3 separate regions of the Homo sapiens genome follow, and regions 2 and 3 are each linked to region 1. A link is a loop called in an ENCODE intact Hi-C map of the cell type or tissue named here. Cell type or tissue: HepG2. All regions are shown on one strand. Each heading gives the region's core, and the rest is flanking DNA. Links, peaks and the distances in the headings are about the cores only.

Evidence for each region. Hi-C counts contacts between places; a loop is a spot of excess contacts. Peaks named below come from ENCODE experiments on the same cell type or tissue, not always from the same donor. Only the 100,000 strongest peaks of a DNase experiment are listed, where the experiment ranks them.
Region 2: it touches region 1 in a loop (4-fold over the local background); 5 of 110 quality-filtered maps call a loop at or near these places.
Region 3: a loop joins it to region 1, with 5 times the contacts of the local background. A loop is called at or near these places in 5 of 110 quality-filtered maps.

Annotation. Positions count from the first base shown.
Region 1 is chr12:100,569,755-100,580,305 of GRCh38, forward strand. It overlaps GAS2L3 (growth arrest specific 2 like 3), which reads left to right and starts at 3,930. Exons shown (of 10, transcript NM_174942.3): 1 at 3,930-4,031. It also overlaps the pseudogene PIGAP1. RefSeq lists a silencer at 3,775-3,904 and an enhancer at 3,935-4,224. In HepG2, for the core only: no CTCF peak of the experiment used is centred there; a DNase peak (open chromatin) is centred at 3,887; H3K4me3 peaks cover 2,344 bases; H3K27me3 peaks cover 412 bases.
Region 2 is chr12:100,664,612-100,675,162 of GRCh38, forward strand. No RefSeq gene overlaps it. Among named protein-coding and RNA genes, the nearest start is that of GAS2L3, 96 kb to the left of the region's middle. In HepG2, for the core only: CTCF peaks have their summits at 4,508 (motif pointing right) and 7,301; a DNase peak (open chromatin) is centred at 4,530; H3K27me3 peaks cover 379 bases.
Region 3 is chr12:100,645,908-100,656,458 of GRCh38, forward strand. No RefSeq gene overlaps it. Among named protein-coding and RNA genes, the nearest start is that of GAS2L3, 77 kb to the left of the region's middle. In HepG2, for the core only: CTCF peaks have their summits at 5,398 (motif pointing left) and 6,011 (motif pointing left); a DNase peak (open chromatin) is centred at 6,834.

The DNA.
Region 1 (10,551 bases), core at 1,882-6,881:
CTAACCACCTATTAGAAAGCCTACACTTGAAAGTAGATTGCAGCTCATTAGATGAAACCCTCAATTGCTAATTATAGTTTTAAAATCAAGATAGGTAAATGGTAAGTGTATTTAGATAGTTGGGTACCAGCTGGGAATTAACGTAAAAGTAAGGCGATAGACACAGACACAGACACACACACACACACACACACACACACACACACACACACACACACACACACACAGAGTATACAGAGGAGAAAAGCAACAAGAATTAAAATAATTTAGAGGCAAGGCTGGGCGCGGTGGCTCACGCCTGTAATCCCAACACTTTGGGAAGCCAAGGCGGGCGGATCACCACATCAAGAAATCCAGACCAGCCTGGCTAACACGGTGAAACCCCGCCTCTATTAAAAAAAAAAAATTAGCCTGGCATGATGGCGGGGCGCCTGTAGTCCCAGCTACTCCGGAGGCTGAGGCAGGAAAACGGCGTGAACCCAGGAGGCGGAGCTTGCAGTGAGCCAAGATCGCGCCACTGCACTCCAGCCTGGGCAACAGAGTGAGACTATCTCAAAATAAATAAATAAATAAATAAATAAATAAAATAATAATTATAATAATAATTTAGAGGCAAACTCCTCACCTAATCCCCACATTTAACCAGCAAAGGATGTGGCCTTAGAGAAAAGTGTTTTGCATAGATTTCCTGACTCAGGATTCACTTGCCACTACACTGTCCTTATATCTTTATAAGGTATAGAAATTACAAAGACAAAATAGAACAAAAAGCAAGTTATCATAAAAATGCACTGCTGACAAGATTTTAGTAAAAGGTTTAGAAATATTAAGTAGTGTGTGTTTATGTGTGTGTGTATGAGGCAGAGAATTTTTGTGTACATATCTCATATAGGATAGTTTCAAGTTTTAATAAATGGTATTCAAATGTTTAGATACATAGTATGCACATAATAAAAATAAAAAGTTGACAGCTAAGGACTCATTAAACAAGATCTGTATAACACATTTTTTTCTTAAGTTTCTGTAGAGCAGTGCACATATTTTGATGTTAGGGTTCAAGAAATCCAATGTAATACTTTAATTCAACTCAAAATTTGGCTAAATGGGGTGGTATACAAACTGCCCTTTAGTTTTAAACAGAAACACTATGACACATAGATTTGAAAAATAGGTCCTGTGAATACCTATCTATTGTGGTGATGTGAGCAGCAAAGTGTTGTGGGATTGATTTTAATATTAAAAGTGTTACTGAAACACCAGGGGTTTGGTCTAGGTCCTGCTGCTTGCAGCACAGAAAGCCAAAGACTGATATGACAAGTACTGCCAAGGAAGAAAGTTTTAATCAGGTGCTGCAGCTGAAAAGATGGGAGATCAGTCTCAACTCCATCTTCCTGACCGCTAAAATTAGGGGGTTATATAGCAGGGAAGAAATGTAGCAATGTGTAAGAAGAAAGGAACTAGAGAGGGGCAAGGAAGCAATCAGGATGAATGAAGGGCCAGGCTTTCATTGGCTGAGATGATCTGGTGAGTTTCAGTTCTTTGATACTTTTTGAGAGGTCTAGGGATCCTTTCCTAAGGAAACAACTCGGATAAAACAAATGTAAGTTTTAGGTTTTAAGACCAGAAGGGTCAATTTCTACGGTTGGGACTACTGAGTCAATTTCAAAAGTGGCAACCACTATCTGGTTTCAGGTTCATTTACCACTTAAATATCAACTCCTAGTTACCATCTTCACTCACCCACCTACCCCAGAATGTAAGCTCCATGACAGTAGGATCCCTTGTGCTTAGAATGGAGCCTGACACAGAAGATGTGTAAAATAATATTTGTTGAATTTACTTCTCAAATCTATATCTCCTACACAGACCAATTTAAACAGCTTCAGGTCTAACTTTATCTTCTGAACATCTCCACTTGCACACTCCTCTCACACTTCAAACTGAACACACTCCAAACCAAAATGCATTATTTTCCCCCACAGCCTGTTTTCCTTGTATTCTTTAGATTGGTACCATCATCAATCACATAATAACTAAGTCCAGATGAGTCAGCTTCTTAGGTATCACCAGATACCTCTTCCTCACCATCCCTTCTGAGATAATTTAGGTAACCGTCATCTTTTAATTTAAGGGATTGCCACCTGTCTTACTACCATCTTCAAACATCTGTGAAAATATTGTTTTTCCCCTAAAACACAAATCTGTTCCTACCAGTCCTTCCTTATAATCATCCCAATTGCCTGTGGGAAAGAAACTAAATTCCTCAGCATCTACCAGGCCTTTCATTTGTGTCTACTTCTCCCATCTGATCTGCCTCCCAATCTGCAGACTTCAGTCATTCAAAATGAGTATTCTCAGAACATTTCATGTACTCTCACATCTCTGGAACCTTGTCTTTGTTGCTCTCTCTGCCTGGAAATTAATTCTTATTCCCAGTTATCCCTCCCTCCTGGCAGAGTCTTAATTCATCTTTAAAAATTCAGCTCCTTTCAAACCTCTGCCATCACCCTTCAAGACTCTTAGGGGTTCCTTCTTTCATGGACCTCCACAGACTTCCATTTGGCCTTTACCATGCTGCTGAGCACTTTGAAGCCTAAGGCTGTTTTCATTTCAGTTTCTTTAGCAAGCAACAGTACATCTCATTGTTTTTGTTGAGTAAAGGAAGGAATAAATGCTAGAGAGAGATGTCATTCCAGTTCAGTGCCCACCATTCACAGATGGAGACCTGAGGCCCAGAGAGGAGACATGATTTGAGGAAGGCTAAAAGACTGAATAGGGCCGGGTGAGGTGGCTAACGCCTGTAATCCCAGCACTTTGGGAGGCCGAGGTGGGAGGATCACTGGAGCCCAGGAGTTCAAGACCAGCCTGGGCAACATGGCAAAAACCCATTTCTACAAAAAACACAAAAATTAGCCCGGTGTGGTGGCACAGGCCTGTAATCCTGGCTACTCTGGAGGCTGAGGTGGGAGGATCTCTTGAGTCCGTGAGATCAAGGCTGCAGTGAGCCGAGATCGTGCCACCGCACTCCAGCCTGGGTGACAGGGCAAGACCCTGTCTCAAAAAAAAAAAAAAAAAAAAAAAAAAAAAAAAAAGAAGGGCCTGGGCTGCAACACAGGCCTCGGGGACAAAGCCAGTGATTTTTTTAAAAAATTATTTATTTATTTATTTTATTTTTTGCTATGAAACAAGCCACATTTACAGATATAACCGACTTGGGATTGTTACACTGATGTCTAGTCTCGGCTTTATTTCAACCCTGGGAGCTAGTAAGCATCCCTTACGTTGAAGTTCATTGTTTTTTTGTTTTGTTTTGTTTTGTTTTCAGGCTCCGGTGTTTGCTGAAGAGTCAACATCCTCCTTTTGTGACTTGGGACTACAGGATTCCTCCTCATCCCTCCGCACCTGAGAAGAGGGGCCTCTCTCTGAAAGATTTCTGCTGAGGACCCCCATTCCTGCTGGGTTCCAGGCTGCGTCTCTGGAAACCGTGGCGCCCTCAGGTCAGCCAGCTCCCGAGTGGATGTGGGGTTGGGAGCGGCTCTTAACAGACCAGGATAAAACTCAGGGAAGCGCCTTCAGCTGCACCGCAACATTCCAGGACGCTCAGAAGCAATTATTACAGGCGAGGTTCATTCACCTCTCAGGCCTGTGGGAACAACAGGACGGGCTGTGGCTTTCGAACTGGCTGTCGCTGAAAGGCCAGATCGGAGGACCTGCTCTGACTGAACCACTTCGCCTTTCAGTGAACAGAGGGACTTGGCCACCGAAGCTCCGAGACGCCCGGAGGCGCAGCGCTGGACGCGCTGACAGGCGAGCGCCCACGGGTCGCGTGCTTCCCGGCAGCCCGGGGGCGGGGCCTCAGACCACGCCCCCGCCTTATGATTGGTCCCTTCGAAACAGGCGGCGGCCAGCGGCTACTGACCCTGAGGCCCAGGCGGCGGCGGCAGCGGCGGCGGTTGGTCAGGGGCGTGTTGGCCCCGCACAGATTGAGCCGAGTTGTCGCCCCGCTGGGAGAAGTGACCCTCCTGCGCCTGGTGAGTACTTCCCTGTTTGTCTTCTCTTTTCCTGGCGAACTTTTACGCGCTGTCTCGGGGCCTCCGCGCCTCAGCCTGAGGGCTCCAGGAGCCCCCCGCTCTCTGAGGCCCCGAAGCTGAGGTTTGTTGGGTCTCCCGGCTGCGGGAGCCAGTACGCTCTGCGTTTGCCTGGCTGCGGCAGTCGCGTGCTCTGATTGGCTCCTGGGGCCGTCAAGGTGACGTTGCGCCTGCCTTCACCTGTCCACCCAAGTGCGGAGAGAGGGGCGACAGGTGTGCGGGGCGGTTGGGGCTGCTGGTGTGGGCGAGCTCAGCTGGGGAGGAGGGATCCAGCCGCTACTCGCCCTGCTTTAAATCCAGAGCGGTATCAGAGCCCGAAGGTACTGTGGGATCTTCAGGGGCACCCTCATCCCTAAGCGCCTGGCACTTAGAGGGTCTGTTTTTTTCTGTTCATCATCCTCGGAAAGAATTGATGAAGTCTCTGGCCCTGCAAAGAGAAAGAGACAGACAGTTATTCTTGCCCTCTAGCAAGGTTTATAGGCTCTTCCCTGTTTTTTCTCCCAGTCCATGCAGGGTCTAGAACGCCCACATGTGCGGAACTGGGGAATAGAGCTGGAGACCCTGCGCGATGCCTTCCGCCCACAACCCTCAGTTTGGAGGACTGCCCGGGGAGAGGCTGGCAAAAGAAAGGGAAGGCTTGTAGAGTGCCTTGGAAGTCAGAGGAAAGTTTTGGAGGGCGTGCTCCTCTATGCAGTCACCCGTGGTTCCTTTCCTAATCTTTTCACACCGAGGGATTGAATGTTGTAAATTTGAGTGCTTTGTGGCATGGCATGGTGGAATAGCTGATCCCCAGTGGTTGCAAAGAGATGATTTTAGGTCAGAGCCTGGGTTTTGCTTCGCTTGTGTGAAGAGCAAAAAACAAACAAACAAAAACAACAAGAACAACAGAACCGCTTTGTGAATTGCTATCTGATCACCTGTCTTGGCACTTAAATGATTAGAAATTGAAATTCTCACCACCTCAGATTCCCTTTGGGAACAAATTGGAACTGTTTCAAATGACAGAAGTGGAAACTCTAGTGATCTGGTGTAGATGCCGATACCTGTTGTCTGACTCATCTGTTTCAAAATCTCATTAGAAACCAACTGTCATTGAACAGTAGGTGTTTGCTATCTGACATTGAATTAGAAGTAGTAATTTTTTTTTTTTTAGCGTGACAGAGTTGCTAAGCAGGGGGGCTCTGAAATCAGACTTCATTGGATATCTGACTTTAGACACATTATTTAATCCTTCTAAGCCTAAATTTCCTAGTCTGTGAAAGAAGGTTAATAATAGTTCCTACTTTATTGAGAGGATTGTTGTAAAGATTAAATGAAATTCCACGTAACTAATTTAGCACAGTGCCTGATACATAGCTATTATTATTTCTCTGCTGTTTAACTTAGACAAAAAGTTTTGAGCTCTCCCCAAAGGATGGGGAGAGGTAGAAGGTGAAGGCAGTACCAGAGATAGGGATAATTATTGTTTATTGACTAAATTATACATGTAAAGCATTTAAAACAGTATCTGACACATCATAAACACGTGGATTACTATTTATCAAACACATCATTATATATCAGGTATTGTGTTCTTTACTTATATTATTGTTAAACCTCTTAGTAATCCTAAAATGTAGTTCATGTTATCTCTATTTTTTTTTTTTTTTTTTTTTTTGAGACAGAGTCTCGCTCTGTCGCCCATGCTGGAGTGCAGTGGCGCGATCTCGGCTCACTGCAACCTCTGCCTCCCGGGTTCAAGCGATTCTCCTGCCTCAGCCTCCCGAGTAGTTGGACTCCAGGTGTGTGCCACTACGCCCAGCTGATTTTTGTATTTTGGTAGACACGGGGTTTCACCATGTTGGCCAGGATGGTCTCGATCTCTTGACGTCGTGTTCCGCCCGACTCGGCCTCCCAAAGCTCTGGGATTACAGGCATGAGTCACCGCGCCTGGCCGTTATCTCTATTTTATAGGGGACAAAACTGAAGCTCAAAGAAGGGAAATCACTTACTAGGGTTCACCTGGAATTCAGTGCAGGCTTTTTTCTGTGTTACACACCTTTATATTCCTAACATTAAGTAACTTTCCTGCACTGGATTGTCAGTGTGACCCAGATTAATTTCTGCTGTGGGTATGGGTTTATTTTGAATACATTATGAATTTTAAAATAATGAGAAATAACTTGTGATGGTAAATCAAAATTTGTGATAAAAGAATAGTGTCAACAAAATGCATGCTATTAGTAAAAAAAACAGTGATATTTTGGAGTTTTGATGTTTGGAGAATGGCCACTTCAGAAATGATGTTCCTAATTTATATTTTGATAAATAGAAATGATGTTTGGAGAATTGGCTGTTTCAAAAGTAGTATCTCCTCATTTATATTTTCTCATTTAATTTTCATTTATTCACTATGTTTTTACTAAGCTACTCTTCCTTTTTTTTTCCTATCAATTTAAGTTTGGAGATAATAGGAAAGGTTCAGTTATTTGGATAGATTACTAAAGAGCTTGCTGTTGATGATGAGGAAAGTAAGAGATTAAACTTAATATGTATTCTTATGTTTTACTTTCTTACAGTAACGTGTGTATTTTACTTCTTATTATTGGTTTTCATACTTTGATATTAGATATACCAGTACATATCTAATGAGTCATGCAATGGACATAGAATGATATTAGATATACCTTTACAGATCTAATGAGTCATGCAATGGACATAGAATCTGAGAAAATAGGAAACTTGAGTCTGTTGGCCAATTTGTCTCACATTGAGTTTCTTGATTTTTAATTAGAGTTTAGTTGTCACAGAGAAATGCTTCAGAAGTAATGTTTATGAGATACAGACCATAATTATAACTGTATTTCTTTAATGTTTCTCCTAAAAACTCAGAAAGTGTTTTCATTTGATTACATTGTTACAGAGTAGGTAGGGTGTTTTGGTTAACAGAAAGCCACCATGTATTTCATAAGGGTGTTACAAATTTCCAAAGAACTAGAATGTAATAAAATGTAGCAGCCTACTAAATGTGATGTCATCTTTGCCTCTGTAAGCATCCTAGAGTTTATAGTATTATGACCATCAGTCATGTGCTGGATATTGCTGAAGTGGTGACTCATAGAGACTTCCGCCTACTGTCATACAACATAAACGTTTCTCTAAGAAAGTATAATATTAGCTATGGTGAAGGGCTCACTTTATATAGATAGTTAGCTGTTGAAAAAAAGTTTGATGTTCAGCATGTCTTCTTTGTTACACACACAGAGAATTTAGAAAAGCACTGTGATCCCAGTAACATTACATATACTGTTCTACAGGTTGCTTTTGTTCACTTAACAAAATAGACATATTTTCATATCAGTGCATATAGCTCTGTGTTATTCTTTGAAGTGGTTAAATGAGTCTACTGTATGAATGTCCCATTAGTTATTTGAGCAGTTCCCTGTTAATGGATAGTTAGATATTGTTCTTATATTTTTTATGTTAGTGTTTATATATGTCCCCATACATTCTTTTAATCTATCATGTGTAAAGGCAAACTGATCTTAAGTTCGTTAAAAAAATTGTATGCCACAAAATTTTTGACAAACTAAAAATTATGTCTAATATAAAATTAAGTTATTCAGGTTGGGTCTCTGCCAAACATTTCAAAAGGAAAATTTCAAATAAAAAAAGATTCTCAACAAAGTCTCTATATTTTTCAAATAACATGTAATGTTTTATTAAACTGTAAACATTTTATTTTTCTCTTAAAAATCTTTATCTGTAATAGAAGCATCTGTTGCATTTAGGAGTAATTCTAGTACTAATTTTAACTCTGATTTCATAGTGACATAGAAGAAATGAAGACTGTTAACCACCTTAAGGATCTTATTTTTAAAAGTATAGAGTGCAGCAAAATAGAAGCATATAATATTGCTATATCCCTAAATTGGGGAGATGATTCAGGGAAGACTTTGGAGGAATAGAATCTAGACAGGTAAGAGTGAGTCTGGAAAAGAGGTGTAAGAAGAGCATAGGTGGATCAGCAAGTGCGAAGACCTAGAGGTGAAAGCATGGCGCTTAGAAGGATCTTTAACAAGTTCACTAAGGCTGAAGTGTAAGAGTCAAGAGACAGGGCTGGTGAGGATCCTACAAATCTTTGTTAGCTTGGTTAAGGAGTTTGGGCTTTATCCTGAAAACACTGGGCAACCATTAAGGGTTATAAGCAGGGCAGTAGTAAAATGTCCTTGGATCAGAGTTGTGAAAAAATCATTCTGGCTGTGGTTCATGAAGAACAGGGTTGCAAGGCTGGAGAAAAGGTGACTGTTTCAGTAAACCTGGAGAAGGATGATGGTGGCTTGAACTAGAGGAGTGGCTGTAGGTATTGAGAAAATTTAGAGGTAGAAGCAACAAGATATAGTCACTGTTCTGGCTGAGGAAAGATGGGGCAGGTGGAGGTGTGAGAGAGGAGGGAATTAAGAATGTCCTGGTAACTTAGTGAATTTTAATGGTGTTCCCTGAGATGGTAAACACAGGCAGCCTCTGTAAACATATAAATGAGTGAATGGATGGATGAATGATAGATGTACAAAGGCAGGACCATTTGATGAGGAGGAGGATGATAGTAAATACATAGTACTTGCGGTAGGTTTAACCTATCAGTTTTTTTCTTCTTTTGCATGCTTTATATAGCTGGTGCTCTTTTCTTCATTATTTCAACAGATTAGGTTAGCTGCATCTTCTAATTGTATATCATATTTTGGATACATATTACTTTCTCTAGGTCAAGTGTCTTGGCAAATCTTCCTTTCTTCACGTAAGATGTGTATTGGCGGCAGCCGTGGGAGGTCCAGACACAGGTGGCCATGGAACTCGCTGGTAATAGAGGACACATCTCTTAACTGGGTTGCTCTAAGAACTGATGCCTAAACCATCTCAGCATGGCGTATAAAGGAGAAGGTGGGCATGGCCAGCCTCCCTCAGCTACACTGTCTCAGGTTAGCCCTGGAAGTCTTTACACACGTAGAACCCATACCCATAATATATGTATGGCATCTGACTTTTTCTACCCAAATATGGGAGGTGTGGAAAGCCACATTTACCAGCTCCCTCAGTGCCTGATTGGAAGAGGGGATAAGGTTATAATTGTCATCCATGCTTATGGAAATCGAAAAGGCATCCGTTACCTCACTAATGACCTCAAAGTCTATTACTTGCCTCTGAAAGTCATGTATAACCAGTCTATGGCCATGACCCTCTTTCACAGTCTGCCATTGCTCAAGTACATATTTGTTCAGGAGAGAGTCACAATAATCCATTCACATAGTTCATTTTCTGCCATGGCCCATGATGTTCTCTTCCATGCCAAGACAATGGGGCTTCAAACAGTCTTAACAGACCATCCCCTTTCTGGATTTGCTAAGGTCCATTCAGTGCTTACAAACAAACTTCTAACTGTGTCTCTTTGTGACACAAGCCGTATCATTTGCGTTTCTTATACTAGTAAGGAAAATACCGTACTACGAGCGGCACTGATTACTGAAATAGTGTCTGTCATTCCTAACGCTGTAGATCCTATTGACTTCACTCCAGACCCATTTAGAAGGCATGATAGTATAACTATTGTTGTCAGCAGACTTGTTTACAGAAAGGGAACAAATTTGGTTAGTGGTATTATACCCAAACTCTTGTCAGAAATATTAAGATTTAAATTTCATAATTGGAGGAGAGGGACCAAAGAGAATCATTTTGCAAGAAGTTCCGGAAAGATACCAGTTGCATGACAGGGTGCATCTTTTGGGAGCTTTAGAACACAAGAATGTTAGAAATGTCTTAGTTCAAGGACATATTTTTCTTAATACCTCCCTTACTGAAGCATTCTGCATGGCGATCATGGAAGCAGCCAGCTGTGGTTTACAGGTTGTAAGTACCAGGGTTGGTGGAATTCCTGAGGTGCTTCCGGAAAATCTTACTATTTTATGAGAAACTTCAGTAAAATCTTTGTGTGAGGGATTGGAAAAAGCTATTTTCCAACTGAAGTCAGGGGCATTGCTGGCTCCAGAAAATATCCGTAACATAGTAAAGACTTTCCACACCTGAAGGAATGTTGTGGAGAGAACTGAAAAAGCGTATGACCAAGTATCAGTGGAATCTGTGTTGCCAATGGACAAACAACTGGACAGACTTATTTCTCACAGTGGACCAGTAACAGGCTACATCTTTGCTTTGTTGGCTGTTTTCAACTTCCTCTTCCTCATTTTCTTGAGATGGATGACTCCAGATTCTTATCATTGATACTGGAATAGATGCCACTGGGCCAAGGGGTGCCTGGACTCATAAATGTTCTCACAGTAAAAGAGGGGGTGAGAATATTAAGATATCTAAAACCAGGTAGAAGAGAGCCTACATTGTAAGATTTTAAACATTTGTAATAGTTGTATTAAGACTATGGAAAATAACCTGCTTTTTGGGGGCTTGTGTTTTTTATTAGTTTTTTATAAGT
Region 2 (10,551 bases), core at 2,422-7,421, 95 kb after region 1:
TTCTCCTGCCTCAGCCTCCCGAGTAGCTGGGATTACAGGCGCACACCACCGCATCTGGCTAATTTTTGTATTTTTAGTATTTTTGTATTTTTCACCATGTTGGCCAGGCTGGTCTTGAACTCCTGACCTCAGGTTATCTGCCCGCCTCAGCCTCCCAAAGTGCTGGGATTACAGGCGTGAGCCACCGCGCCCAGCTGCCCAGCTAATTTTTGTATATATATATTTTTTTCAGTAGAGACAGGATTTCACCATGTTGGCCAGGTGGGTCTCGAACTCCTGGCCTCAAGTGATCTGCCTGCCTCAGCCTCCCAAAGTGCTGGGATTATAAGAGTGAGCCTCCATGCCCAGCCTTGAATGTCTTTTCTTGATTTCCAATGCCACTGGTAGGGTTAAGAACTTGTCTTTCCTAGTACCTCTCCCCTTCTTCAACTCTGGGTAGTCTCTGTGTAGTAAAATATACATATTTAACTAAGAAATAAAACATGCTATTTTGTTGTTCTTTTTATTCTCATTTCCTTGACGACTACTGTGGCTGACAAGTTCTATTCATGTCCTTTGCTCATTTTTATTCCTACCCGTCTTAGTGGTCCTTTTGCTAATTGGCATACTCGTTATTACATAAGGGTAAAATATATTAATCCTTGCCTTTGCCCTTGTTGAGTATATATTTCCCAGTCTATCTTGTGTGTGTATGTGTGTGTGTGTGTGTGTTTTGTTTGTTTATTTTGAGACAGAGTCTCGCTCTGTCACCTAGGCTCAACTGTAGTGCCATCACAGCTCATTGCAGCCTCAACCTCCTGGGTTTATGTGATCCTCCTACCTCAGCCTCCTGACTAACTAACTGGGAGTACAGGGCATCATGTCCCACTGACTTTTGTATTTTTTGTAGAGACGGGGTTTCTCCATGTTGTCCAGGCTAGTCTTGAACTCCTGAGCTCAAGCGACCCTTCCACCTCGGCCTCCGAAAGTGCTGGGATTACAGGCGTGAGCCACCATGCCTGACCTATCTTTTGTTTGGTTATGTATTTTTATATGAAGGTGTTTTAAATTGTGTGCAGTGAAATCTCTTAACTCTTACGACTTCTTCAGTTACTCCCAAGTTTGAAAAGTTACACTGCCCCTAGAAATTTGACAAATATTTATTTTATTTTCTCTTGTTCTTTTAGGGTTTGATTTTTAAATATAAAGTCTTCATCCACTTGAAATGCATTGGGATGAATGTGTGACATAATGACTTTTCTGCCAAATATCTAACCAAGTATTCTAACACCATTGATTGAATTATTCTTCTCTTCCACATTATTTCGTGGTGCCTTTTTGAAAAAATAGACATGAAATTATTATATATAATCCAGTCTATATCTCTTATAGACCCTACTGTGATCTCTGTTCTTGGAAGACTATTTCAGTTATTGCTTTGGAATTTTCTACAATGTGGAACTCTTCACCATCATTTGTCCACCCTACCAAGAACACATATACTGACTTTTTAAAGTTAATTACTATTCATCTTTGTTCATGTAAACTTTAAAACATTTTCCTTTTCTTTTTTCCCCCATTGGAATTTCATTTGGGAGCCATTAATCCATAAGTGAGTTTGTGAAGAACTGACATCTTAAGACGTTTCTTAAGTTTTCCAGTCTGGCATACCCTCCCATTAATCAAAGATTGATTAATGGAACTCAATTTTAACTCTCTCAGTAAAGTTTTGGGTTTTCTTTATAGAGGTCACGCACATTTCTTGTAAAAAATTACTCCCAGGTACTTTGCTACTTTATCTTTTTCTTGCTGCTGCAGCTGGAATCTCCTTCTCATTATATTTCCTAATTGCTTCTCAGTGGTATGTAGAAATGCTACTGATTTGCACAAAATGCATTTAGCTCTTATTCAGCCTTTTAATTTAAATTTTTATTTTTTTTACTACGTGTCCTATCTTTTGTCAAGGAGAAGCATTCATGAGAAGAATGTTTCTGTATCATTTACAAAATTCATCGTTGCCATGTTACTATGCCCTTCAATGAAAGATAAACACAGATTTCTTTAATGATGCAGAGTTATATCAGTGTCCTCTGTATCCCTGGTCCTTGAAGCCCTGTTTTCCTTTCCACCTCAAGGCCGGCCCTGCAGTTCCAGCTGCTGCCCACAGCTGTCACTCAGGAATGCTCTTTCCTGACCCCAACTGCTGCTCCTTGCTTGTGTCCTTAGTGGTGCAGTTCCTGCCTTTGGCCCTGGGCTTGGCCAACCCATTCTGAGAGCCATTCATGGCCTATGGAGTTTTGGCCTCTTGGTCTCTTGGTCTTCATGAAGCCACTCTCTGGTTCTGGTGTCACCAGATGCTGCTACTGAGAGACTCCTTGGCTCCAATTGTCCTGCTCTCCTGGGTGTCCTTCTAGCCAGAATAAACTCTGGCTGTCCTTTGGAGGTGAGGGTCTAGAAGCAAGAGCTCATTTTGTTTCATTTTGTTTCCCCCTGAAATTTAAAGCTAAAATTGTGACTATTTAGCTTACCTCATGTTCACCCCTCTTTTATGGTTTTTCATCTTAATCTTTTTTCATTGCCTTGTTTTATTTATTTATTTATTTATTTATTTGAGACAGAGTCTCACCCAGGCTGGAGTGCAGTGGCAAGATCTCGGCTCACTGCAACCTCCACCTCCCCGGTTCAGGCGATTAACCTCTGCCTCCCGGGTTCAAGCAATTCTTCTGCCTCAGCCTCCCGAGTAGCTGGGACTAAACACGAGCGCCACCACGCCCGGCTAATTTTTGTGTTTTTAGTAGAGACAGGGCTTCACCATATTGGCCAGGCTGGTCTCGAACTCTTGACCTTGTGATCCACCCACCTTGGCCTCCCAAAGTGCTGGATTACAGGCGTGAGCCACCACGCCCGGCCCTATTGCCTTGATTTATATATGATTGAGTATCATAAACCACCTCAAATCTTTTCTTAAAATAGGCAAGATATAAGTCGTAAGTCATACCATACGCAGATGGTACTGTTAAATAAATCATACCATAAACACTATCTGGATTAACAAGATTTAAAAAAGAATAAAACAGTAGGGAAAGGACACCTACAAGTGGTACCGTATGACCAATTTTCCATTCAGAAAACAGGCTAGAATAACTTTTGGTGTTTATACACGTATGTATATATGTGTATATATGTATGTATGTATATATAGTGGTGTGTGTACAGGTTGGTATTCAAAACACATTTGGCTGGGCTTAGTGGCTCATGCCTGTAATCCCAGCACTTTGGGAGGCCAGGGCCGGCAGATCACTTGAGGTCAGGAGTTTTAGACCAGCCTGGCCAACATGATGAAACCCCGTCTCTACTAAAGATACAAAAAATTAGCCAGGCATGGTGGTGCACGCCTGTAGTCCCAGGTACTCAGGAGGCTGAGGCACGAGAATCCTTTGAACCTGGGAGGCGGATGTTGCAGTGAGATCATGCCATTGCACTCCAGCCTGGGTGACAGAGCAAGACTGCATCTCAAACAAAAACAAAAATAAAACATACCTTCATGCACAGGTGATATTAAAATATTTTAAAACAATATGGTAATTGAAATTAATCTATGAGTCGGGTGTGATGTATTGAAATTAAAATTAATCTATGGCCACCATTTTGGGAGGCTGAGGGCAGAGCAGATCACCTGAGGTCAGGAGTTCAATACCACTCTGGCCAACATGGTGAAACCCCATCTCTACTAGAAAAAAATACAAAAATTAGCCAGGTGTGGTGGTGTGCGCCTGTAGTCCCAGCTACTCGCTACTCAGGAGGCTGAAGCAGGAGAATTGCTTGAACCCAGGAGGTGGAGGTTGCAGTTAGTCGAGATCATGCTGCTGCACTCCAGCCTGGGCGACAGAGTGAGACTCCATCTCAAACAAACAAAAAAACAAAAAAACAGAAAAAGAAAAAATTCTATAAAAAAGTATAAATAAAAATTTAAAATACATTCCCTTTTATTCTGTAATAAAACTGCTTTAAATGATGTAAGTTGGAGTGCAAATAATGTATCCAATAATTTTAATAGTCTCTCAACTGTTTGTTGACTTTTAAAAATTAGTAGTGTGATCTTTCTTCTGACCTTGCTGCACTGACAAAGTGATGTTCCCCTCTCAGCCATGATTTGATACAGGCAACTGCATCAAACTCTTCCAAGCACTTCCTCATTGAACTAGTGGTCATTAGGTTTCCATAGCCAGGGACTTTGTTGCAGGCAGAGTGGCAGAGCCCGCCGCCTGCTATCGCAGCAGGTGCTGGATGCCAGTGCTTCCCACGTGGACTAGACCCAGAGTGTTTCACCTCGACCCCTGCCCACGACCTGCAACCCTTCTTGGAAAGCAGGAAACAAGAGGGTGGGTCTCCTTGTTGTCGGAATACTCCTGGGCAAGCTCCTGGATCTGATTGAGGAAAGGGGTGCTACCACCTGCAGATTCCTGGCATCACTACCAATAGGACCCAGAACAAATCCCCAGCCTTCAGCGGATAACTGCCACCAGGTGGCGCCAGCAGCAGTGGACCTGGACAGTTTGGACTCCTGCAACCCTGGCTGTTAAATCCTCAGTCACGTAACTAGCCTGGCACTAAATGACCTCACATTTACACGATTGAATTTTTTGGACTTTACTTTCTGCGTTATGGGTGGGGGAGTTAAATTTTAGATTGTTATGAGGCTGTACCTTAATTTTTTCTTTTCTCGTCAATGTTGTATTTAGAAAAATTTGAAATCTAGAGAAGTGTTACAAGAATAGTACAGTGTTATAATGAACACCCATATACCTTTCACCTGGATTCATCAATTCTTAATATTTTGCTATAGTTTCTATTTTTTCTCTCCTTATATCTGTGTGTATATATCTTTTTCTGAGCCATTTGAAAATTAGTTGCATAATCGACTCTTCATCCGCCAATACTGCAGCATGTGCCCCTTAATAACAAGGACATTCTTCCATATAACCACAGTCTCACTCAGGAAATGTGACATTAATGAAATATCATTATCTAACCTAGAGATACTAAGATTGAAAAATTGTCACAATAATGCCATTTTAATATACAGTTTTAAATCCAGGATCTAATAAAAAAGATCACAGACTGTATTTAGTTGTCATGATTCTTGAGTCTCCTTAATCTGGTGTGGTTCCTCAGCGTTATTTTCTTTTTTTCCTTTTATGAAATGACCATTTTTGGAGTGTCCAGGCCAGTTTTATTCTAGAAAGAAAACTGCTAGCCACTCACTTTAAAATTAATTCTAACACACACACAAACCTGGTTGGGGCTTCCTGGTGTGTTCTTCTGATCCCATTTTAACAAGTATATCCCACACACGAGAGATTGTAAAACAAAAAGAAATTAATCCCATGAAAACTGGCAGACCCAAGTTCATAAGGGACTCCATCTAAGTTAAGTCCCAATTAGTTCTATTAAATTGCTTCTAATAGGCATCTGGGTTTTGTCCAGTAACCTTCCTTTCACAGAGACACTGCTTCGCTCTTCATGTGATCTCAGTGGGCTGTCAGTCACGGGACTCAACTCCCCACTGTGGTGACTGGTTTAAGGATAGATGCAATGTGACCTGAATGGAGCCAGCATCTCCCCTGAGAGATTACACATGGATTCTGAAAAAGAAAGGCTCTCTCTTCCTCTGGGATCATGAGATAAATGATAATGTTGGCTGGAACTATTTGTGTTCAGCTTCCCGATTGTATAAGGGGAAGCTCTGCTGCAGAAGAGAATAAAGTTTACGACACACACAGAATGAAGCTGTGGCAAACTGAGATAAAAAGATCAATGAGGAGAGATGGAGTTAGTGCATGTGACATGGTTAGATCCATGGATCTAGCCATGCCTGAAGTTAGTTAGATGGTGCATACGTTGAGCTGGGTTTCTGTCTCTTGCAACTGAGTCTTGACCAATGGTGCTAATGATTTAAGGACTTGGTCAGAATCCCTTAGGGATATTTTTCTTTGCCACTGTGGAAGCCTAGATAAGTTACCAGGGTTCTTTGGCTATAGGTAAGGATCACAGTACTCACTTCAGAGGTACCTGTTGTGTAGATTAAGGAGATAACTAAGTAACCACTTCACAGTGCCTGGAGCATGCTAGGGAATCCATGAATGTTAGAAACCGGTACAAAAATCTGCCAGGCTTCTGCCATTTGCTTTGCGCCTTTGAATTTTCCCTCAGTCTCCCCAGATGAAAACCAGACTTTACTGAGAATAGTGCTTTGTCAGATAGTAATCATCACTCACTGTCAGCATCTTGGTTATAGTCATTCCATTTGTCCTATAAACAACATGAACAGATCATTAATATGCCTGGAGGATCTTCAGCATTTGACTAGTTATTATTTCTCCAAGTGAGAGAGAAGCCACTGGTGAGGCTAAGCAGCATTTAACTGCACTGGCACTTTTGGCAGCAGGCATTCCCAACTCAAGCTGAAGTGCAAGCAGGGGGAGGAGGTGGCAGGGAACAACACTGGGGTTGGTATGTTGAGTTTTTGCTACCCACTTGCACTCATTTTGGCCTCCTTTGTCCTCTTTCTGCAACTATTTCCAGAAGGAAATTTGTTCTGTCAGAACCCACAATATCCTTATGTTTGCCGCTGTCAAAGGGGCTAGTGGCAAATACTCTTTTGGAAAAGCAAAATTCCCAGAAAAGAGATAATGAGGTTTATGTTTGCACCTTCACAACTCAAGCATTTAACAGAGATTCCAGAATTGCAGAGTCTCACAATTGCTGCATTTTTCTTGGCTCCTGCTCTAAGGACCTCAGCAACATTAAGAAGTAGCCACCCCAGGTGGGAGCTGACATATATCCTGACTTGCTCAGGCCCAGGAGATCAGTGGAGGTGACACACAGTTGCTGGCTGGAGCAGGCTATCCCACGGCTGGGTTTTCAGCTGGCCTGGACTTTCTGCCAACTCCTTGGTGGGGTTGGAATGGGAGTGAGGGTGCAGCTGTGACCTTTCATGCCTGAAAAATCTGCCTCAAGTCGGGAGAAAGTGCTGGGCTTGCTTTGTGGAGGTCAATCATCCTAGATGTTTTGGAGTTGAGGGCTGGAAGCAGGTGATTTCACTGTACTGCAATTCCAAGGGTCTTAGTTGCAGAGTAATCTCTTCCCCTGCTAGGATTCACTTGCATAGGGCAGGGACTGGTGGGTGGGCCTAGCAGCAGTCTCTTTGCTTAAAGAGCTATTAGATTCTCCTGGAAGAGTTCATCCTAAGGACAGAGATCAAGGCACACAATTCAGTCCAACAACAATGTCCAGGCAGGAGGAGTGGTTTGCGTATAGTGCAGCCCAGCTCCCAGGCACTCTCATCCGAAGCCTAGAGGAGGCGCTACGAGTAAAAACTAACAGCTGCTCTCACACATCTCACATCTGTGAGTATCTGAACACAAGTCAGCTTTCCTTTGGGCTACACTTGGTGTGGGGCGGGGGCTAAAAGGCACAGAAAGAAACTTTCCTCCCTCCTAACAGAGCAGCTGCAGGGTGGGACTCTAGAGGGTGCAGTAGGGAGGTGGCCGCAGTGGTGGGCCACAGGGAGGGCCCTGGGTGCAGCTCTGGTGGGACCCATAGCCTCCATGGGAGCCAGTGCCCTCTGGTGGACACCAGCGGGAGTACTGTGCTGGTGCAGCTTGGTGAGCCTGAGACCTCCCCAAAGACCTCCATGGTGGCTATCAGATGATAGCATAGGAGCTTGAACTGGTGAGCCCATGAGCTCCCCAACCCTGATTTTCCAGAAATAATTGGGAGAAATGTTAAGATGGACTCATGACCATATAGTAATGAAGGGATGGTGGGAGAGATGTAAAGGAAATATGTCTTCCTACTGTCAATGTAAGCCCATTGTCTCTGTTTTACTCCCAAGAAGTGTGCCCTGGGGTAGAGGGAGAAAGGGGGCATAGGTGCCATCTGTAATTTCAAGTCCACTTATTCAGATGATAAATGGCTTGTGCCACAGAAGAGGGGAAATGAGAAATGACACAGGGCTGTTTCACTTAATTGACAGAGAAGGAGAATTTGGAGGAAGCCTGGTTTAACGCCATGGTGCCCTCAACCAGCATCCAGGAATCATAAAGGGACTTTGAAGGTCAACTCTTAGCTATACTTCAATTCCCACTGAGGACCAAGAATCTAGAGTTAACTTTAGAAATGTCTTGGGATTTGTAAGCAAAGATTCTGGTTTGAGCTGAAATATTAACAAGAGGAATGACCACACCTAAATTCACAAAATGTTTCAAGGTATTCATCTGCTCACTTGTATCAATAGCAGGTCAATTCCATGATTGGCAACAAAGTGAAGTAAATAGGAAGCAATAATACCCAGGTAGCTCCAATGCAGGCTTTTTAGAAATACCACGTGCAGAAATATTGATTATACTTATTGTCCGTGTTAAATGTATTCTACTCTAGTAAGACTAATTTGTACACAGAAATGTAAATCTCTAATGTGATTGCTGAAGCCATAAGATTTGGGGTTTTTTTCTGATTTGATTCTGGGGTGGCACACTACAAAAGACACTCACTTTGTAATCAACCTGGTTTGTTCTGCTTTTCACTAGCTTGTGTGGCTTTAGGAGATCATACCTCTCAGCTTCAGTTCTCTTACAGGTAAGATGTGGCTAATAACATCTTGCTGAGTTCCTGTTACTGTGTGCAAGAAAAAAGCATCCCTAAGTTTTAGTATCGGTTAATACAGTACAATATTTGTCATGACCTGATTTCAACAAAGTCTGTATAAGCAAAAATAGCTCGAATAATTACACATTGCAAATTAAGCTGACCACTGAAACTATAATGGCAGGTGCTGGCAATTAGAGCCTCAGGTTGGGTCAGCACTGTTTGCTCCCACTTTTCTATTGGGGATACAACTTTTAGGGGTGCTGAATATAAAGCTCAGCAACTCAAATCTGAATTACAGCAATTAGAGTTTTAAATTGTTTGAACTTTGATCTATCTACCAAGGTGAGATGATATCATATCCTGGAGAAATAAAACCCAAATACTTGGATTAAGCACAAAGCAATATAGGGCTGTGATGATGCTTTATCGAGCATTTCAGAAAAACCAAAACCTGAAGAGGAAATGCGCGTTAAGTTCTAGTTACCCTGAGTTTCTACCTTTGCTTACCCTTTAAGTCATTCTCAATGACTGTACTTCATGCGTCAGGCCCACAAAACATAGAGCCACCCCTGGCTAGGATAGGCAGTGTACCATGAGGGTGCAGAGATAAGACACTAGGTCAGGCTAGGATGTGAAACTTAAAAATGAGACTTGATGGATGATAAGGAGGTTAGCTCCATAAATAAAGAGAGAGCAGTATAATATTCCAGGAAAAAGGAACAGTCTGTGTCAATGAGTGAATAGATGATAGATAGATAGATAGATAGATAGACAGATAGATAGATAGATTGATAGATAAATACTCTTTGCCTAGAAATAAATGTATCTCCTAAATCTGGCTAGAGTTTATGCTAGTTAATGAATAATACTGACCCTTCTCCCACTAGAAATAGCACAGTGGCTAAGGGCAGCATTGTACTGTGGATTGGTTAGATCCTGGTGTGTATCCTAGCTCTTCTGGTTAGTAGTTACCTAGGTGATCTAAAACTAGTTTTCTTCCTGTACCTTTTTAGTCCTTAGGTATTTCAGTTAAATAAAAATGAGGACATTAATATTTAACTCATAGGGTTGTTGCAAGAATTAAACGAAAATTTGTAAAGCTCTTAGCACATTCTTGGCATGTAAGTAAGTCCATGTAGATTTAACCATCATCCATCATCATCAGCAGGCGATTTCTATCCAAAAAAAAGCAGTGACTGAATGTTACAGCCACTTGAACAACATTTAACAAACACCAAGGTGAGCTAGGTAAACTCAAAAGCTGAGGGCACAGGGGCATCATCTGAAGATCTTTATTGGTCCAAACACATGCCTCAGCCTGTGAGACCAGGGACTGGTTGGGATTGTTGGCTTCTGAAGTGGCACAGAGAATTGGGCTTTATCCAGGCAATACAAAGAAGCAGAATGGTTCATCTAGAAGGAAGTTCAAGGGGTTGCTGTCCTTGGTAAGAGCCGACACTGCGGACTGTAATGTTTCCCCTACAGAGAGAGTGGTGGCATGCCCACAAGAGACAAGTTAGAATGCTGTCTCTAGGTTGGGCGCAGTGGCTTACGTCTGTAATTCCAGCACTTTGGGAGGCTGAGGCAGGTGGATCATTTGAGGTCAGGAGTTCGAGACCAGCCTGGCCAATATAGTGAAACCCCATCTCTACTAAAAATAAAAATAAAAAAATTAGCCAGGCGTGGTGGTATACACCTGTAATCCCAGCTACTTGGGAGGCTGAGGCAGGAGAATTGCTTGAACCCAGGAGGTGGAGGTGGCAGTGAGCCGAGATCTTGCCCACTGCACTCCAGCCTGGGTGACAGAGTGAGACTCCATCTCAAAAAAAAAAAAAAAAATACTGCCTCTAGAACTTACTGGCTCTGTAACCTTGCATAAGTTATTTGATATCTTCTGTGTTTCTTCACATTTAAAATGGA
Region 3 (10,551 bases), core at 3,716-8,715, 78 kb after region 1:
TAAGGGGGTGACCTGGGGGGTCACTACTGAATGTTCAGCACCAGTATCGACCAAAAACTTAATGTCCTTGCCCCCAGTTGTAATCCTGACCGTGGGCTCCTTGGGGGTGCTTGAGACCGGTGCCTTTCAGTCCAGTAGCCCTTCAGCCAGATTGAACGAAGCTCCCTCACCTTTATCTGAGGTCTTTTGTTCCAAATCAGCTTGCTTTTCCTTCAGCTGGGGACACTTATCTTTCCAATGTCCTATTTCCTTACAGTAGGTGCATTGGTTACATTGCAAGCATGGACGATTAGACTGGGTATTCTTCCCGGAACCCCCCTTTCCCTGTCCTTTCAGGGGAATTCCCCTAATGGCCGCAGCCAGTAAGTCGGCATTTTGCCTAGCCTGGCATTGGCCTTCCTTATGGCTTTCTCTGTGGCTTGTTGCATCTCCATTCACAAACCCTTGATTGGCTATTTCCAGTAACTGTGAGGTATTCATACCTGCAAACCCAGCCTGTTTCTGCAATTTTCTCCTGATATCTTCCGTGCTTTGACTGACTAAGGCCATGTTAATCATGCGCTGATTTTCAGGGCTATCTGGATCAAAAGGAGTGTACATACGGTAAACCTCACATAGTCTTTCATAGAATTGTGCAGGACTCTTCTCTTTTCCTTGGATGACCTCAGAAACCTTATTTACATTTGTAGCCTTTTGAGCCCCTTTCTTTAGACCTTCTATTAATGCCTCACGGTGCCATCTTAGCCTCTCCATGTCTGGTCCCTCGTTCGAGTCCCATTGGGGGTCTGTTCCTGGCAGCTGAATTCATATATATTCTTGGGGGTTTTGGAAATCAGCTGGGACATGCTCCTCTAGCCACTTAGTTGCCACCCAGAGCACCCTTCGCCTTTCATCTGTATTAAAGAGGTACATGAGCAGCTGGTGGCAATCAGCCCAAGTAGGATTATGGGTCTGTATAATAATTTGGAGCAAGTCAATTAAAGCTTGAGGCTTTTCGGTGTAAGATGGAGTATTATTTTTCCAATTGAGGAGGTCAGCAGAGGCGGAAGGTTGATACACAAAGGCACGCCTTTCCATGTGTCCTTATTCATCTACCCCAGTACATTGCTGCTCTCTCAGGGGCACTTGTATTCCAGTCTTGGGCCATAAGCGAGCTGCCAAGGGAGGAGTTTCTCCCACGGCTTCACTTCCTCTTTTGTCTACTCTGGGTGGTCTAGGAGTGTGGCTATCTGGTGGAGGTGTAGGTGCTGTGGTCTCAGGAGTGGGGAGCCCTTCCTGTCGATAAGGGGTGGGGTACTGCTGGTACCAATTCCTGCCACGATTCTTCTGGTGTTGGGTCTGACAGGACTTTTGGTGCCGACTTCCCTTGGTGGTTGGAGAGAGAACCTTTCTTAACTAACTGTCCCTTTGCTACTAGTACTGCTGCTGCCTGTCCTCTTAACCACTGTGGGGGCAGGGGAGTGGTCCAAAACTAGCTGTAACCAAGAATCTATATACAGGAACTGATCTGGGTGCCCTGGCTTACAGGTTACCCTGTGCCATACCTTTGAGACAAGGGACCTGTCCAGGCTTCCTTCTGATAGCCAACCCACCTCTAATGCTGGCCAGTCTATCTCGCACAAAGTTCTAAGTTTTCCTGGTGTCATAGTAACTCCATAGTCTCCCTTAAATCCCTTTTTGAAATTTTTCAACATAGTTCCTAGTGGGGTGGGCTTATTTTGTGCCTGACCCATGTTCTCGAGACAAAACACCACGCTCACACCGCACGCACACCACAAAACAAAGAACGGGTAAAAAGGGCACACACACACTTTTTTAGTTTATACCAAACCAGAATCAGAACCAAAATCAGAGTATCAAGAAATTCAAGCCAGGTCAAAACCAAAACCAAAGTATCAAGCAATGCAAGTCAAGTCAAAAAAAAAAAAACCAAAGTGCCGGTATGGGCATGCAGTGGGTGGTCAGGCCACGCTTCCACTCAAATGGAGTAGGCAAGTTCCAAAGACTAGTCTTACCAAGTTTCAGATGTCTGGTCTCCAAGTGCCGGTTCCTTCCCAGTGTTCAGCCACTGCATTGATCCTCCACGGGGGCCTGCCATGCACTACTCCGGCAAGGCATTCCACCAGGGCAATTGCCTACCAGGGAGCGCTCTCAGGATCCGTGTCGCTCAAGCTGGCTGGAGTCCCCTGCAGGGATGCTCCACAGGGAAGGCCTAAGCCGCCTAAGGGGCTGCCTCAACCGTCCATTAATTGCTTCACTTCCCAGTCAGGAAACCAAGAAATGTAGCAGGACAAGCCACAGACAAAACCCCTCAGACACCAAGTTAAAGAAGGAAGGTCTTTATTCAGCCGGGAGCTTCAGCAAGACTCACGTCTCCAACAACTGAGCTCCCTGAGTGAGCAATTCCTGTCCCTTTTAAGGGCTCACAACTCTAAGGGGGTCCACATGAGAGGGTCTTGATCGATTGAGCAAGCAGGAGGTATGTGACTGGGGGCTGCATGCACCGGTAATTAGAACGGAACAGAACAGGACAGGGATCTTCACAGTGCTTTTCTTATGCAAATAACTGATTAGGTCAGGGGTCGATCTTTAACTACCAGGCCCAGGGTGTGGCACCAGGCTGTCGGCTTGTGGATTTCATTTCTGCCTTTTAGTTTTTACTTCTTTCTTTGGAGGCAGAAATTGGGCATAAGACAATATGAGGGGTGGTCTCCTCCCTTGATCTCATCTCCCTTCGTGTAGCCTGAGTTCCCAACTCTTTGCTCTGGTGCTCTGCCATGAATAGACTCTTGCCAATGTCAAAGTTTCTGCTCTGCTTTCTGTGTTTTCTTGTATCTTCACAAAAACAAAACAAAACAAAAAAAACCCTACCAATACCATTTGCCAGTCTAAGGTCTTAAGAGAGAATCTGATTGTCTTAATCACCATTGTGTCTTTTGGGGAGAGCATTTTGCTCTAGCCACTGCCTAGGTCACCAGTCAACCAATGAACTGGCTACCTTTAGATCACAGACTTTGACCAATTAGTGTGTGAATGGGTCATATGGTCTAGCGCATGGCTACCTTAGCACGAGGGTGAGAATAGCTTGGCTTACTTGTCTTAGCAGAAGCTGCAGCCTGGGCAGTTTTCCCTAAAAATCTGGGCATGATTGATTTGTGCAGTGCTCTTGGAAAACAAGTCTAGAATTTAGTTGAATTTTGTCTGAGCTACCTAGGGAGGTCATTTGTATTAAGGAACCATCAATTTCCAGCATTGACCTTTTAGGTCATTGAGACCACTGTGATGGAGATGTGTTCCCTGGACCCTCACAAGTTCAAACCTGTATTTTGGTGGCCAGAAATGTTTAAATATATGAATTTTTCTGAGGATGAGCATCTATAATGTCCTAATCAGCAAAATTGTGTTTTTTCCCTGGATTCTTGAGAATCACCTCCCTAAATGGACTCACAATGGGACTTTCCAAAGCCCTTTTCTGAATGAGAGATAAAATGTTCTAGAAGTTCACTTCTCAATTTCAAGAGGTGCTATCTCAACCCTTACACTACATTGTCAAAACAAGCTACAACAATGTAATCAGTTCCTTAATACTAGCAGTCAAACCAGTGCTTGGGAATCATGTAAATAAAACAATGGATTGGTTAACTTTTTCTGTTGGTGGTTTTAGTATTTTTTAGACATGGTCTGAGGTGCTCATGGTTTATTTTATGAGACACAATTATTCCTATCCATGAAATTCTGTCTCAACATGACTTCCAATGACTCCTTGAAACGGATTTTACCTGTCTTGACTCTGTTTTTCCCTCCTAAGAAATTTCTGTTAGATGATAGGGCACAACTGTATAAGTTAAAGATGATTTTTATTTAACCCTAAAGATGATTTTTATTTAACCCCCAAGCTTTGAAGCTGGTAGAGATGTTAAATATATTCACCACTTACCATGCCCATTTGCTTCCTAGTACAGCAGGACTTTGCTTTTCCTTGCAATTCTTCCTTGTTTAAATAATTGCAAAAAGAAGCCATTCGCAGATTTTACCCCCATATTTAGAACTTCTTTCTAAACCCTGAAGGGGTTCTGAGATTGCACTTAATTAGAACCTACTTTGTGCCAGACACTGTGCTGAGTGCTTTGCATATAGTAACTGATTTAATTTTTACCATTCTATAAGATTCTATTGTCATAATCCCCATTTTATGGATGAGGAAACTGAGACATTGAGAAACTTTTTCCATTCCTCTGCTTTTTGAGGAAGGTCTGACTCTAATAAGTCATCTCAAACAAATACTTGATAATGAGCTATTTAGCTTTCTCTAGAAGTGATGCCACTGGGCAGAAAAATATGCTGGTGATGCTGGTCACAAATGACTCAGGTGTGTTGGCCATGTCCCCAGGGTGCCTGGTTTGTGGCATGCCCATGTACACAGGGATACACACAGCACTTTGCCTCTCCCAGAGCAAGACCAACCAAATATACCCTCTCTCACGTCTTCAATTTGTCTCTTTTCCCAGCTTTTCCTTAGTACTAAAAACATGCTGAAGACTTCAATTGCTTTCTTTCTTCTTTTTCTCCCTGCTCCCTCACGCCCAAGTTACTGCCATGTATTGGTCAGGCTGGACTAGGCTTTGTTGCAGAAACAATAAACCATCTTTGTGCCTTGGGCAATAAAGGTTATGTCTGGCTCATGCTAGGTGTCCATCAGGGTCACCTGGGGCTCTGCTCATCGTAGTTGCTCAGAGACCCAGGCTGATGGAATCTTTGTCCTGACAAATGCTTTGGCAATTGATTACCATGGCAGGGAGAAGGGGGAATGGGAACAGTCAACCCCTTCTCTTTGAAACTCCTTTCTTGCTCCTCCCGCCATAGTTTTTCCGATTCTTCTATGATTCTGTGATCCCTCACTCCTGTTTTCTGACTTTTCTTCCTCCTCTGCCCTTTCCATGTATCTGTTTCCTAAGAACTATCTCTTAGCCCTCTTCTCTCCTAATAGATATCCTCTCTTGGCATTTCTTCCAAACTGTGGTTTCCAGTACCATTTCTGTGTGAATAATTTCCAGATCTTTATTTTCAGCTCTATTTCCCTGAGCCCCAATTCCATTGTCAACAGCCATCAGTCTTCAAATCTATCTAAAAAGGAATTTCCATCTCTACCAAATTTACATTTCCTCCTGGCTCTCCTATTTCTGTTAACTCCTCTCCTCTCCCAACATTGAAACTCAAACTATTTTAGAATGTGTCTCAAATCCATCCCCTTCTCTGTTACTGACCACGTTCATGGCCTCACCTCTCTCCTGGAAGACAATAGCTTCCTAATAGCCCTCTGACCACACTTTCAACTTTTCTAAATGGTTCAAGGCTGCACACTGTACAACTCTAGGAAGCACCATTCACAATGTATTCTAGGGGAATGGCGCCCCCTGGAGTTGTGCAGTGGAGTAGCTCTGCAGACCCCACCCAACTGACCTTACATAGCTCAAGTTGAATCCTGACACTCCACTGCTCAAAAACTTCCTTGGTTCCCCATTCCAACCTGAATGAAGGCCACATGCCTTGGCTCTGTCCCCTACAGGTTACGATGGAAGTCACCCTCCCTCTTCTGAAATTCCACATCTCTCCTATACCAAGTAGCACTTTCTATCCTGCATTTTACTGATTTAAGAATACTCTTACCTCCTCGATGTGTGAAAATTTACTTACTTGAGGTGTTAAATTAATAAAGATTCATTTGTTGCAAATGATAGGAAAACCCAAGACGAATGGCTTACGTTTAAAAAGATAATGCATTGGCTCACATCAATGAGCCTTGCAGAGAGTACATCCTACTGCTTGAGGCATGGCTGGATGTGGACTTACCCCAGATCCTCAGGATTCTCTCCCTTTCTTTCCATTTGAGGAAGCTGAAACCACAAAAGGCCTGTCTGGGGCAGCTGGAGCCAAGGATGCCACAGTAATGAGAGCAGAAGGAACACGCTGTCACTTTTCCCTTTTCCTCTCCTCCAGCGGCTCACTGGTGCCTTCCACTGGCTGACCCTGCAGTCTGGGACATGCAGCTGCACGGCTCAGAGCAGAGCAGATCAGGGGAACGAAAGGAGTGGGTATGAGGGCAAACAAGCAACCACCAGCATAAATACCTTTCTCAAAGTCCCACAACAGTAAGTGGTGGAGCCTGGCCTTGAACCCATAGCTGGGGCTTTGAATCCTGCCCCTCCACGCAGCAAGGAGGCATAAAAGTGCATTTCAGTCTGAGGCATCTGAGTGAGCCAAGGCCAGCTGGGAAAGTCTGGAAGGTGTATGGAAGTAGCAGAGAATTTATTTGGGCCGCAGTGTTAAGGTGCTTACAGAAGAACAGTGGCAAATAGGAGTACATGTTGCATAAAGCCTAGAGGACTGGGCTGGAGTTTGGTTTTTGTTCAGGATGCAAAAGGAAAGTTACCAAAAGAAAAGGAAAAGTTAAGGTAAGTTATAGCTATAAAAATGTCAGAAACAGGAAAAAAAAAACTTGGACTCACCTCAAATAAAATCAAGATACAAAATGAAATAATTCTAAAGAGCAAAAATTACAATACCATAAAGAGTTGATTTGTTTCCTAATTTTTGTATGGTTGCCATCCTGGATACTGATAACAGAAATCAGGAATGAACATTCCTTTATTCCTTCAAGTGAAAACCTACTATGAGCTGGGGACTGTGCTGGAGTTTTAGAGGATGGCAACATGAACCATTTGTTGGGCTTTTCTAATATTTCTCTTGTCTTTTGAAGTGCAGGTGAGCGCCCCATGTCATGACCTTTTGTCTGAAAAGAGATCTGAGGCGTACAGAAAGTACGTTGAAAGGTTGTTCACTTTGTACTCTTTGTGTGGTTTTAAATCTCAAGGTTATATGCTCTGGTTGGCTTTGTCTGAAGTTAAATGGCCTGACTTGCAAATAATATTGATGGAATGTGCACAAAAAAAGAAGTGACCACAAAGACAGAAAATGTCTCTGGGTGAGGGCAGTAAACTGGGAGATTTTTGCATGTTTCTTGGGGTAAGACTGACTAGTTATTAAGCCCCTTGATGCTTCTATTTTTAAAATCACAAACTGATAATACTTGCCATGTAATCACAAGTATATCATTCACATCTTCTACAATACAGATGTAGAATGCCTGATTTGGAATCATACAGTAGGCATATCAAAAAGGAACACTATATATTATATAAACTGGACATCTGCAGATGGCTAACTTCATCATTTTGAATCAACAAGCAGCGAGTTCACATACATGTATCCCTAGGTAGTTGAAAAATTTAGTCCAACCTCCCCCATAACCTAAAACTTATGTAACCAATTTATTTATTTATTTATTAAACATTTGTTTAGCACCTGCTATCTTCCATAAATTCAACAAAGATTTATTAATTGCCTATATGTGTTCAGCTATGTCTAATGGTGAACAAAATAAAAATGGGTTGACCCCTCATGGAGCTTACACTCTAATGGAAGTGGCATCTACACCTGTGGTTTGGTGCAGATTGTGCTGTGAAAAACCTCATTCTTTAGCAGGGACGACAGACTTATAGTCAGCACAGCTGCAAACACAATGTGATGAGTGCATGAAAGTGTGCTTTGGGAATGAGCGGTGATCTCTCTGAGTGCCCAGGCAAGGCTTTTCCAAGAAGCGAATGCAATAGCTGGACCTCAAAAGAAGAGAAGGAGCTTCTGGACATTTGAAGAAATACATTTTAAGTTGAAGGAGTGACAGGATGCTGAGACATGGAAATGGGAAACAGCATTCACAGTTTAGAATGTGGGGCTTTGAAGGTGTGGGAACAGTGGTCAAACCAAGTCATGTGTAGCCTTGTGGGCCACGTGATGGAGTTTGGGTTTAGTGGGAGGCATATGGAGGTGGTTGATGAATGTGAAACAGAGGAATGACATGAATGGGTGTGCCCTTTAAGAAACCATCTACAAGCACTAAAACTCCAGGAACTACGATCAACGTAAGTTGGCCATTCTCTGGGTGGGGGTGGGTGGGGGTGTGTGTATGAGAGAGGAGTCTAGGAGGCTCTCACACTTCTGTCTGTTTGCAGCAGCCTCTATTTGACCTCCAGACTCCAGACTTTTCATACTAAACACGTTATGCAGGCCACAACCAGGTCTATCTTCTTTGAACATATCTTTTGCCATGTAGCATCTTCACTCCAAAATTTTGAGTGTTTTTTTTGGTTTTTTTGTTTTTTCCGAGATGGAGTCTCGCTCTGTCATCCAGGCTGGAGTGCAATGGCACCATCTCGGCTTACTGCAACCTCCCCATCCCTGGTTCAAGCTATTCTCCTGCCTCAGCCTCCTGAGTAGCTGGGACTACAGGTGCCCGCCACCACACCCAGCTAATTTTTGTATTTTTAGTAGAGACAGGGTTTCACCGTGTTACCCAGGATGGTCTTGATCTCCTGTCCTCGTGATCCACCCTCCTCAGCCTCTCAAAGTGCTGGGATTACAGGCGTGAGCCATTGCACCTGGCCAATTTTGAGTGTTTCTTACACCACAAATGTGAATTTTTGAACTTCCTTTGAAAGATCTTCATTGAGTTTTAAAATCCCCTACTCATCTGAACACTCCTGTTCTCACTGTTAAACAAACATTCTGTCCTCTTTCATCTCAGTGCCCTTGCTATCTTCTTGCTAGGTATCCTAAGTGCACCAACCTCCAAGACTAGTTTAAACCTCATCGCCTTCATGCGGCCTTCTGACCACTTCATGCCTACCTGCTCCACTGTACCCTCATCTATTGTAGCTTGGAGCTAAGTGCATAATACTAGACTATAATAAGCTTCTCCAGGCAAAGAATTTTTGTCTATTTTGTCCTCTACTATATTCACACACTAAGAATAGTGCTTGGAAGATAAGTAGGTATTTGACAAACATTTGTTGAATAAATGAATGAATGAATGAATGAATGACTATGAAGTCCTTTATAAAAATTTAACAAAGAAAACACTATCAAGAATAAAACACTTAGTAAATCTGATCATGCATTGAGTCAACAAGCATGTACTGAGTGAATGCTATGTGACAAGCATTGTGATAGCTTCCGGGTATTCAAAAAAATAATTAGATTTGGAGTTCATCCTCAAAAAGTTCACAGTGAGAACAAAATCATTGTCCTACAGAATCAAATTCTGGTGAATATTTACATTTTCACACACATTAAAAATCAGTAGGGAACAATATAACCAGTACATTTTTGTTAAAAAGAAAACAAGAATTTTATGTCCTTTAGATTTCAACATTTTAAAAGTCTGATAATACCAAAACTTGATGAAGATGGGTAGCAACAGCAACCTTCAAACATGGCTAGTGGGAAGGAAAATTAGATGCTTTCTAATTTTGGAGTGCTTTCTCAGTTATTTAGTAAAGGTGAAGATGTGTGTATAAGACAATCCAGCAATTTCAGTCCTACATAGAGAAACTCTCAGATGTGTGCACATGGAGACATGTACAATCATGCTAATTACAGCACTGTTTAAAATGAACAGCTAGAAAACAACCGAAATGTCCCATCAATAGCAAAAGGGATAAGTAAATTATGATTGTATCCAGAAATGGAATCTTCTGAAAGTGAAAATAAATAAACTCGAGCTATAATTATTCACATAACTCAATCTCATAAATATATTGAATGAAAAACAAGTTGTAGAATGATAATTCAGCAAGATCCTATTTCTGCAAAGTGTAAACATAGAAAATAATACAATATGTTATTTGTGGCTTGATATATATGTAATAAAAGTAAAAAATATGCCTGATAGGGTGACTAACCATCCCGGTTTGCCTAGGACTTTCCCTGTTTTAGCTCAGAAAGTCCTGTATCTCGGGAAACTCCTCAGTCCCAGACAAACCAGGACAGTTGGTCACCTTACCTGAAAAAGATAAACACTAAGCCTAGAATGGTGGTTACTTCTTGAGGAAGTGAAGGAAATGGGATTGGACAAGGTTATACTGGGTATAATTCAGCTGAATTTGTAATGTTCTATTTCTTAAGCTGGATTATGAGTATGTGAGTGAGACAATTCAATGCATTCCGATTGGGAGCACAGATCCGATAGAGTAAAAATAAATTAGAAAAAAAAGTGTATCTCAAAGCAGTTATTTATCCATGAACTTAACAGGTTATGGAGAAAGGGCGATCATTTCATCTTTGACCATAACCTTAAAACTGCCAAGAGCAAGAGCCACCTCATCTGAGATGTTTCTTTGAGTATTTCTCCCTCCACTCTCACCACCATCCCCTCCCAGTCCTTTCACCTGTACAACGATTGCAGAGCTTCTGGAAATACACACACATACACACAGACACACACACGCACTAGGCACTCAGAGCCAACATTCATACAGTAGTTTCCTGAACTACTTGTAAATGTCTCTTGTCTCTCTTAGCCGAGTTCCCTGAGGGCAGGGTCTGCTTGACACTACCTTCACATTCTGCTGGCAGGAAGGGGAGTGCTCCAGAGCCAGGGCCCTGAAAGTACTTTACATCATGATTTTACCACTCACTAACTCTGCGATCTTGGGA